Linked DNA regions of Homo sapiens: region 1 is linked to region 2. A link is a loop called in an ENCODE intact Hi-C map of the cell type or tissue named here. Cell type or tissue: endothelial cell of umbilical vein. All regions are shown on one strand. Region 1 holds the start of LOC105373722 (a long non-coding RNA gene). Region 2 holds the start of LOC101929532 (a long non-coding RNA gene).

What was found. Peaks named below come from ENCODE experiments on the same cell type or tissue, not always from the same donor. Only the 100,000 strongest peaks of a DNase experiment are listed, where the experiment ranks them.
Region 1: a loop joins it to region 2, with 6 times the contacts of the local background. A loop is called at or near these places in 1 of 110 quality-filtered maps.

What each region holds. Positions count from the first base shown.
Region 1 is chr2:161,911,023-161,916,022 of GRCh38, reverse strand. The region is part of intron 15 of SLC4A10 (solute carrier family 4 member 10); the gene reads right to left. LOC105373722 (a long non-coding RNA gene) reads left to right here and starts at 2,834. Exons shown (of 4, transcript XR_001739758.2): 1 at 2,834-2,869; 2 at 4,050-4,098. In endothelial cell of umbilical vein, no CTCF peak of the experiment used is centred here; a DNase peak (open chromatin) is centred at 2,032; H3K27ac peaks cover 1,270 bases.
Region 2 is chr2:162,112,180-162,117,179 of GRCh38, reverse strand. LOC101929532 (a long non-coding RNA gene) reads right to left here and starts at 2,739. Exons shown (of 4, transcript NR_110255.1): 1 at 2,648-2,739. RefSeq lists a silencer at 4,407-4,701. In endothelial cell of umbilical vein, no CTCF peak of the experiment used is centred here; DNase peaks (open chromatin) are centred at 2,689 and 3,359; H3K27ac peaks cover 1,340 bases.

The DNA of each region.
Region 1 (5,000 bases), 200 kb after region 2:
TCCCTTGCTGTGTCCTCACATGGTCTCTTCTATAAGTTTGGAAATATTTCTCACTCTCTTGGCATCATATACCTTTATATGATAGCACTTAGGTCAACTATAATTAAATGTACATTCCTAGTGTCTCTTTGTGTGTCCAAATTTTCTCCTCTTATACTGACACCAAAAAGATTAGATTAGGACCCCTCTCTCCCATATTGAAGCAGGATATTTTCTTTCTCCCTTCACAGGACTTGTGACAAGGTGCCCCATTTACTCAGCCCACCCTGCTCAACCCTTGCAGGAGGGAGTGCATGAGTGAATGAGTGTGGGAACCAGAACAAGCAAGTGCAGGAACTGGCTGGTTGCTTTAGAGCCTGCAAGAGGAAACTCTGTGTAGGCTCTGTGGCAGTGTCCAGGTGGGGGTGCCTGTGACCCCAAGGACCCAGAGGGCATGTTACAATGCTCTCTTATCTCCACCATCCACAGACAGCAGTGTGTTATCAGCTAGGTCCTTTGCCTCATCGTATGGGGAAGCTGCTCACCATCAGTGAGAGCAATGGGCCAGTGTGATGGCCTGTTTGAGTACCAAAATTTTGAGTTATCAGGCACAAAAGTTTTGAAAAGTTTCATTCAAAACTCAAGTCATGTAATTCACTTGGCATGTTGTGAATTCTTTTCCAGTGCCCAAGAGGAATGAGGTCACATGGACAAATTGAAGGATGGTGAATGCAAAGAATTTTATTGAGCAATGAAAGCAGCTCTTAGCGGACGGGGAGATGGAAAGGGGACAGGAAGGGCAGGTTGCTCTCCCCTGAAGTCAAGCTGCTTCTCTGCCTCTCTCTTCTGAAGTCAAGTTGCCTCTTTCCAATGTCCAGCCACCATCTCTGAAGTCAAGTTGCCTCTCCCTGACGTCTAGCTGCTTCTCCTCTCTACTGGCTGAGTCTGGGGTCTTTATAGGCACAGGATAAGGTGTTGGGTGGGCCTTAGGTAGTTTTGGAAAAGGCAACATTTGATTGGTAAAAAAGATATTATTCAGAAAGAACCAATCGGAAGAGAACAGGCACACAGGGATGGAAGTTACCACTTTGGGCTGCGGGTTTCAGGCTTTTTGGCTCGAAAGTGGGGTTTTGCCAGGGACTCACCCCTGTCTGCCTAGAATTTCTCTGACTCCTGTTACTATCGATATGACTTCATTTAATCTTAATCATTTTTTAAAAAGTCCTGTCTCCAAATACAGTCACATTCTGAGGTACTGAGGGTTAGAGCCTCAACAGAGAAATTTGGGAGGGGCACAATTCAGCCTATAACATTGAGTCATATCATTTCAGAGTGAGGAGAAATATTCCTGCTAGCTCCCCAAAATCTGCTTTTATAATAAAAAAAAAAATCTTCCATGAGTACTTCATTCATTTAGATATCAAAATGCAAAATTTGGGGAAGAGATAAAATTAGCCTCCTATTGATCATCTTTAGAACAAGTTTTATAGACCATGAAGATACCAGTTACATTTGTAATGAAGAGAGAAGTGATATATTATAGTAGGGGGAGTTGAAGCAGAAGGACTGGCCTGTACACAAACCTCTTTGAGCCTGGCCATGAGTGTTTCTTTACAGAACATGTTTCGTGACCCTTCTCATAATATTTAAACAGTCTTGTAGAGAGAGAATTAATAATGATAGTTTTTTTGGTGGGGTGGGGGTTATATAAAAACTGTCTTGCCTAAAACTGAGAGCTATGAGCACAGAATGTTTTCATAAATTAAACTTTTCTTTTTCAGAGTTGTATTTATACTTCTTCACTTGATATTTTCCAGTATGTTAAATAATAAATGTAAAATGCATAAGCTGAACACCTTGTATTATCAAGATTGCACATATAAGTAGAAAAATGTGCTGAGCTGACCAAATTTGGCTAGGTCTATACATACTTAGTAAGAATAGTGTTCAGGGTGATTAACATATTAATTTATATAGTTAAAGGGAAATGTTTCTTCCACTTCCATTAGCAATGTCTCTAAGCATTCATTTAGCATGACTAATGCTATAAAGTATGTAGCAATGACACTTACATCATCCAGCAGAGTAGAGATGAATGAATGACTAATGTATCAACATTTTACATGAACAAGAATAATTTAATGAAAATTATCCAATAGAAGTGGCAGATATCCTATGTAAAATTATCAAATCATATACAAAGTGTCAAGGCCAGCATTACATTAATCTCATAAAGATCCCATAACAATATGACCAACAGGTGAGAAGAAGTTGAGTGGAAGAAAGAGATCACACCATCTACTTCGAAAAAGCATTACATTGAAGACAAAAAAGGGTTCTACTCTTCACTATAATTCATTTGGTTACTGGTAGGTCAGAAGTCATAACTTGTTCTATAAAATAGATCTTATCTGCTCCAGAAGATTTTAGTAAATGTAAAGAGAAATATTCAGAGGGACTTTGAAAAGACAACGTGCTACTTTCTCTGGAATTAAAACTTTGGTGAAGTATGAACTAATTTTAACTGATGTTTTAGAAACTGAAATTGCAACATAGTTATAAGAGCAAAGGTTCACAATTTTTTATAGCTATTGTATTTCTGTCTATTCTGTCAAGTGGCTTTATTATTTATTATATTTTTCATTTAGAATGGTTATTAAGGATATAAAAAGCCAGTAAATTTTTGGAAGAACTTTTTATTATGAAAAACAACTCTTTAAACTCTTTAAACTACTGCTTTTCAATGATGGTATGTGTATTAGTGGTTGAGAAACAGTGCTTTAAAGACATTTTAAAGTTCTAGAACTTGGAAGAAATATTAAGAAGCTGGATGATGTCACAGACTACAGGTAAATTATACTCCAGTGTGTCTCAGAAAGGCAAAGATGAGGTATACTATTTTTTCAGTTACATAGACATACATATATAGTAAACATTTATTGGGAAATATGGGCAAAGCACTTCCTATAATCTGTTTCATTAGCTCACTGAAGTTCCAGCTCTCCTGTTTTTGATACTTTGACTTCATCTTGCATGAAAGATTTACTCAAGGATGATGTGACAGTATTCCATAAGCAGGATTCTGGTATCGTTTTAGCGACATCAGGCACAAAAATAGCTGGACATAGGATCAGTTATGAATTAAGCCTTAGAATATCTCTAGGACTTGAGACTATGTGATTCACTTTCTAGATTCTTATATCCTCTTCTGGCAAAACTAGAGAGGCCACAGTCAATCCACATATCCTGAGTACATTTAATTTTACCAATGCATTTCAGTACACTGATTAACAAGTCAGTGATATTGCCCATGAAAATCCATTTCTGACATTCAGCAAAGCATCAGTGTTGACTGAGACATGGCTAATAGTCTCAGGGTTTGTAGTAGCCTTTTCTGGAGTGTAGTCTCTCTACTTTAATGCTAGCTGACCACTCCTAGAGCTAGGACTCCTGATCAGAATACTAGCTGCCCATGGTTGTAACTTGACCTAACATACACATATTACCACAGTGTCTGTGGTGAGGTATTTTAATATAAGTTAAAACATTACTATATTCCACTTAAAATATTTCAGAATATATCCTTGAATCTAGGTCAGTTCAGGAAGCAAACAGAAATGGGGTCAGCACTTCAAAGATTGTGAACTCCTTGAGAACACTCATCACATCTCACCAAAACATAGCCACATAACTATTTAAACTTCTTTAAAGGAAGAAACCAAGAAACCACTGTTACCTGCTTAGCACTCGCCCTCTGATATTGAGTTCTTATGTAAATAGCTGCCTTTTTATACCTATTTGACAAGAAAGTGTGAAAGATAATTCCATTTAAGATCTGAAAGTAGATACGAAGAGTAACATAGTTGAAAGACACTTAATAAAGCTTTACTACTATCTGCCAATCCCTTAGCTCTCTGTAGGTAGAAAGATAAACACAAATTCTGTTCAAAAAGGCTCATAATTCATTAGGGACAGTGAGAATGAAAGAGGTAAATAATGAACTATTATACTGGATACTACTGCTACTGGAAACGAGACTTTATCATTAAAATAATTTACTTTAAAAGCAGGAACAGAAAACAAGGATAGCAAGTGTTTGGATCAAGAATCAAGAATGAGGTGAGGAGTTGCTAAAAGTTTATTTATTGAATAAATAATTTATTGAGTGCCTACTATTATATTTATTTTAATCTAAGATGTCAAACAATCTAGCTTTTTAGGGGGGAAACTATATGTGAAATGTGCCCATCAGTTGTGAGAAGCATTTTCAGAAATGTAAAAATATGAATAAACATGTTCATACAATATGTGCCAAGCACTTTGCTAGGTACAGTAGGTACATAGATCTGCCTAATAGCCATGATTTACCATTATGAAGATTAATCTAGTGAAGGTACACAAATAAAGTAAACACCTAAAAATATAATTGTCATGTTATGTTGCAAGCAATTCTGGATAAATCTAGTCAAGTGTATACGTCGCAAAAAATGTGATTTAAAAAGGTTGAAACAGATAGTTCTCTAAATCTGTTTTATTCGCTATTTTTTGACTAGTGAGTACTAAAAGGTTTATGCAGTATGATTACTCTGTTTCATCTTGTTTCTCCCCACATCTATCACCCTTGGGAGTTCCGCTATAAATTGCACTCCAGTTTCTCTTGCCTTTTTTTTCAGATGATTTCTCCACAATGTTGGCACCCTGTCTAAATTTTCAATCATCATTAGTTTTATGAATTCAAATTTATATACCTTTATTGCATATTAACAATTTCATAATGTGTCAAATTTATCCCAAACTTCTAGCTAAAATCTTTAAGAGTGCTGTTAAAGATAATGTAAACAAGCACTATTTTCTTTACTTAGCGAACAAGATTGGCCGAGTAATGTCAATTATTTTGCAACATGTTCCATTAATCAGTATACATTAAGTATCACTTAATGTATACTTAACTTACCATTATCATTAAGTGATACTTAATGTATGTTTATTTACATATTTTATTTTTTACATATTTTAAATAT
Region 2 (5,000 bases):
TGAAAGTGGTTGAGGGGATTCAAGTCATGGAATGTAAATTTCACATACTGTGATCTGGCTTTGGAATATCACATCAATTCTATCTTGGTGTCTCAGTCTCTAACTTTAATTTTAACACTCTATTACACAAGAAACAAAATAAAAACTAACCCAGTAGGTGGCACCTGCAGAAATATATGCAGAGCATGTGTGGCAGATTGTATTTTCCAAAAATGGCCATAGCAATATTTATGTTCCCACATACTCTCCCAGAACCTTGACATCCTTCCATCAAGCAGTGGAATCTATTATCTCCCCTTTGAATATGGGGCACCTCAATGACTTGCTTTTAACAAATACAATGTAGTAGACGTGATGCTGCCTGACTTCCTAGATGAATTAAAAGAAGGCAATATAGCTTCTGACTAGTTCCTCTCCCCACCCCCCTCTATCTTTCTCCTCTCTCTCTCTCTCTCTCTCTGTCATAATCTGGACCAGTGATAAAATTTGTGGAACCCAGGAGAAAATGAAAATGAGCAGCCTCTTCTTTCAAAACAGTGGCAAGCACAGAGCCCTCTTCTGTGTGTGAGTCTTGTGTAACTACACAGGACACAAATCCATAAAGCAAGCCCTGTTTAAGATGCTTATCTTTGAAAATCAGCCACCATGTTGACAGGAAGCCCAGCCCAAATGGAAGAGTTATGTGTAGCTATTCCACTTGACAGCTGCTTAGTTAACTTGGACAGTTCTAACAAAATACCATAACTGGGTGTCTCAAACAACAAACATTTATTCCTACAGTTCTGGAGGCTGAAATTCCAAGATCATGGTGCTAGCAGGGTCAGGTTTTAGTGAGGGATCTCTTACTGGTTTACAGACAGCCACATTTGGCTGTGTCCTCAGATGGTGGAAAGAGGATGAGCTAGCTCTCTGACCTCTTCTTATAAGGGTACTAACCCCATTAATGAGTGTTCCTTGCTCCAGACCTAATGATATGCCAGAGGCTCCACCTCCAAATGCCATCCCACTGTGGATTAGATTTGAACATATGAATCTGTGGGAGACACGAACATTCAGTCCACAGCAATAGTCCTAGAAATACCCTCAGCAACAGCCAGAAGCACCCCCAGACATGTGAGTGAGCAAGCATTCAGATGATTCCAGCCCCAGCCTTTGAGTCTTCTGCATATGGCTCCTGGCCTCACACAAAAAAGCTGCCCTCCCTGTGCCCTGTCCAAAGAATCCATGAACATAATAAAAGGTTGTTTTGCACCTCTAGATTTGGGGTCATTTGTTACTCAGCCAAGTAACTAGAAATGCATGACTTAGAGACAGGACTTATGAAGGATATGCAGACCAGTCACACCTGCCTTGTCTCTGACATGGCAGCATCTCCCAGAAGCATGTCTTCTAATACCATCTGAGTCCTCCCCAGTGTTGCTCCAAGTCTCTGGACTACAACCACCACAACACCCTAGCAACAGACCCCAAAACTCTCCCTCTGCAGCCTTCTGCTGCCTGAAGCAGCTGCTGCCTTAGACACCTTTTCCAGTATCGAACCTTCATGGTCCTCCACATGAGGCTGTGCAGCTCCATGAGGACCACAGAGACCACTCACTCAATACCACAAGCAACCCTTCAAATACAGTCATCACCAATGAGACTTGTCCCCAACTTCAGATTTGGGGTTACCCTTCCAGCAACCATACCCATTAAATTGGGAATTTATGTATCATTTACATCAGGGTTTCTATGAAAATGAGTCTGAGGCTCAAACTTCATAGTTTTGAAACTCAACCTTTTCATTGGTTCAGAACCACAATCCAAGCTGTGATCGCATACGCTCCATTAGACTTAAATAACTGTTGGGATTCAATGACTCTGTCCTTTCTGCCTGCTTATCTGAGTGCCTTTGGAAGCCATATCTCTTGGAATTTAGCACACTCAACCCATAGCAAATTAATATGTCATAGCATAGAATTTTGTACTTCTAAAAGAAGTACAAAAATGAAAACTAACTAGAAGGTTAGACATTTTTTAGGTTTTACAAATTATGAAACCATGACCACTAAAAGAAACTCATCCATTATACAAAATGATGTTATGAGTTATTTTGAAAAATATCGGAATGTTCTCAAAGTAAATGGTGTTTTTTACCATAGTAAATTTATTCCATGCAACAACTTACTGAATTATTTGCTTTGCTCTTGTTAGTTCCCAAATTCAGCTGTTCCTAAGTGAAGATGCCTTTTTCTCTAAGTTTTCCTTTCAGTCATACATTAGTGCCTGTACCATTTCAAAGCCATGTAAACATTAACTTACATAATATGTAGTTTTTAAGAACCAAAATGTTCTCAAATTTTGAAAATATTTCTTACATTTCTCTTTGGTATCCAATTGCCAAACAAACTTAAATTCAAATTTCTATCAAACTTGTTTTCTGTATCCAAACCACTCTAATTAAACACACCAAGCATAATAAAAAATAAAATAAAAAATTAAAATAAAATAGCATTGCATCCTTAAAGGATTATGTTGAATTATTAAAAAAAAAAAAAACAAATCTGCAGTGTTGTTTTTTCTGTTTTTTTTTTCTCTTTTCTTTTTCCTGAATCATGTCCAAATTAAACCAAGCATGACCATAAAGAAAGGTTATCAAAATACTCACAGTTCAGGCTCCCTACAGGACCGTTCATACTGCTATAGTATTACAAAGTAGTAATAAAAGTGAGTTATGAGGAAATGTGAATTCCTAGCAAGAAAATCTAAAAACAGGATGTTAGAGAACAATGGAAAGCCACCCTGCCTAGTAGTGTATGTACAGTTAGAGAAATTGGCCAACCAAATTCTATTATAAAATAAAGAGAAACAGTATCATTTTTAAAGCACTTTGGAATATTTTTACAGTATTTTGCTCCAAGTAGACACTCAATTATACATTTGCTAAATAAAATAATACAGATTATCTCATTGTTTTACTCCTCAACAACCTTGCAAAAGGGATAATACTATAACTATTACTCAGGAGAAGTTCTGGAGTTCTACAGCTACCATTGTGGCCAGTGCTTTTCCAATATTACACATCTGACACTGCATTCACTCTTTCTTTCATTCATTCATTCATTCATTCATTCATTCATTCATTCATGCATCCATTCATGAACTCTTCAAAGCCAAACTTGTGATTAGTGTATTCAAGGAGAACAGGAGAAAGCAATGCAGTGGGGGAACAGAGACATGTAACCACAGCACTGCATTGCACAATAGTGGTGTCATAGAGATAAACTGCTCTAGGGTCAGACAAGGCTCCCTGGAGCAGCTGACACTCAGCTGAATCTTTAAAGTGGAGACTAACAATGTTGTTTCAATCCATTTTGTCTAAATCAGCACTTCTCAAACTACACATGAAGGAACGCTAATATGAGGCTTAATAACAATAAATATTCTGTGGATGACAGAGTATCCCTATTAGCAGCAGTTGCTCTGGAGTTTGATCTAGTTCTTCATTCATTGCAAATGATTCAGGTTGGCCCATTGTTTCACCGAGGAGCCTGCTGGGTTTGACCATTCAGAATTAGCCTGTCATGATCTGGCTCATGCATGCAGTAAGACCCCATAGGTGGCCAGATAACTGAATATTCTGAATTTTAAGACTAAGGGACAAGACTCTGGAGCAGAGGGGACACTGTAAGACATTGCATCACACCACAAGTCTCACCCTTGTTGCAGCTAATACCTTGGGTGGCTTTTCTTAATTGTTTAAACAGAACTTAAACATTCTTTAGATGGATTTGAGGGTGTGATAAAGAAAGAATTTATTTTAAAAACAAACTGGAAGTGATAATAAGCTGGATTGCTCTATATTTAAGTAAGAAGCCAAACATAACTTATCAAAGGGCCTTTTGAAGTTGTACAAGGCAAAGTCTTCTCTGCTTCAGGGTGAGACCAAGTAGCGCATATTATGGAAAGCCACTCAGCTCCCACAGTTTCTGGGAGAACAGAGAAAAGAGCCCATGGGTTGCCCGTTTAAAGTGAATAATCTAAGTACTGAAATGTTGAAAGCTGAAATCAGAATTAGATTAGTTAGAAAAAAAGTTAAAGTGAGAAAGAGCCTCTCCAGGAATCTCCCATTGTACACAGCAAGTGGCCAGGCCTCCGTAACAACCCTGAGAAGAGCACACCACTTTGTGAATTAGAAATTTGGCAGTAACCTACGTAGGCCTACCATTTCCAATGTGTTTCATGTCGTTTTTATAGAAGTCTCAAGTTGGTGTTTGTAATTTCTACAAAAATTTTCCCTCGGAATGAGATTTGTGTTGATGGGAATTGTTTGTGGGAGTTCTAAGGTTTGCTTATGGTTGCCACATTTCTCAATGGTTGGGGCAAGATGGTACAAGTTCAGAGTGGAAGGGGTGCCCTCTCCAACATGACAGAGCGCATCTCAGGGCCTGAGCTAACATCTAAAGAGACTTTGATATTGAGTGGCATAGAATGTTCTTTATTTTAGGTGATGCGTCAGATGTGCAGAAATCTCCCTGGAAGTTGTGCAGTGTGATTGTGCAAACACTGAGGCTCCTGCAGCAAGAAGTCTGAACAACAAGAAATGGTAATAATTGCTGAGACTTCGCTCTGCACTGGACCTTCCTGTAACACATTGCCTAGATCATCAAAGAAGTGGGACTCTCTGAAGAAAGGAAAAATTTCAGCCAGTTATGACATTTGGCTCTACTGTGTTTGTACAAATACCAACTCAATGTTTATTGACCCAGTCAGTCCAGTGGAAAATGAAACTGAGAAAAACAAGAAATAACAAACTAGAAAGTGAGTTATTTTCTTAGCATTTTAATTATAAGGAAATTTCACAATTATACACATATTATTTGTGTGTGCAAGTAATCTTGTAAGTTTATTTACTTATGTAACAAATGTTTTTCAAGTGTTTACAATATACCAAGTACACCAGCCTCATGCCAGGTGCTGAAGACATAGAAGTGAAGCAGTGTTTTGATTTTCTGTTTCTG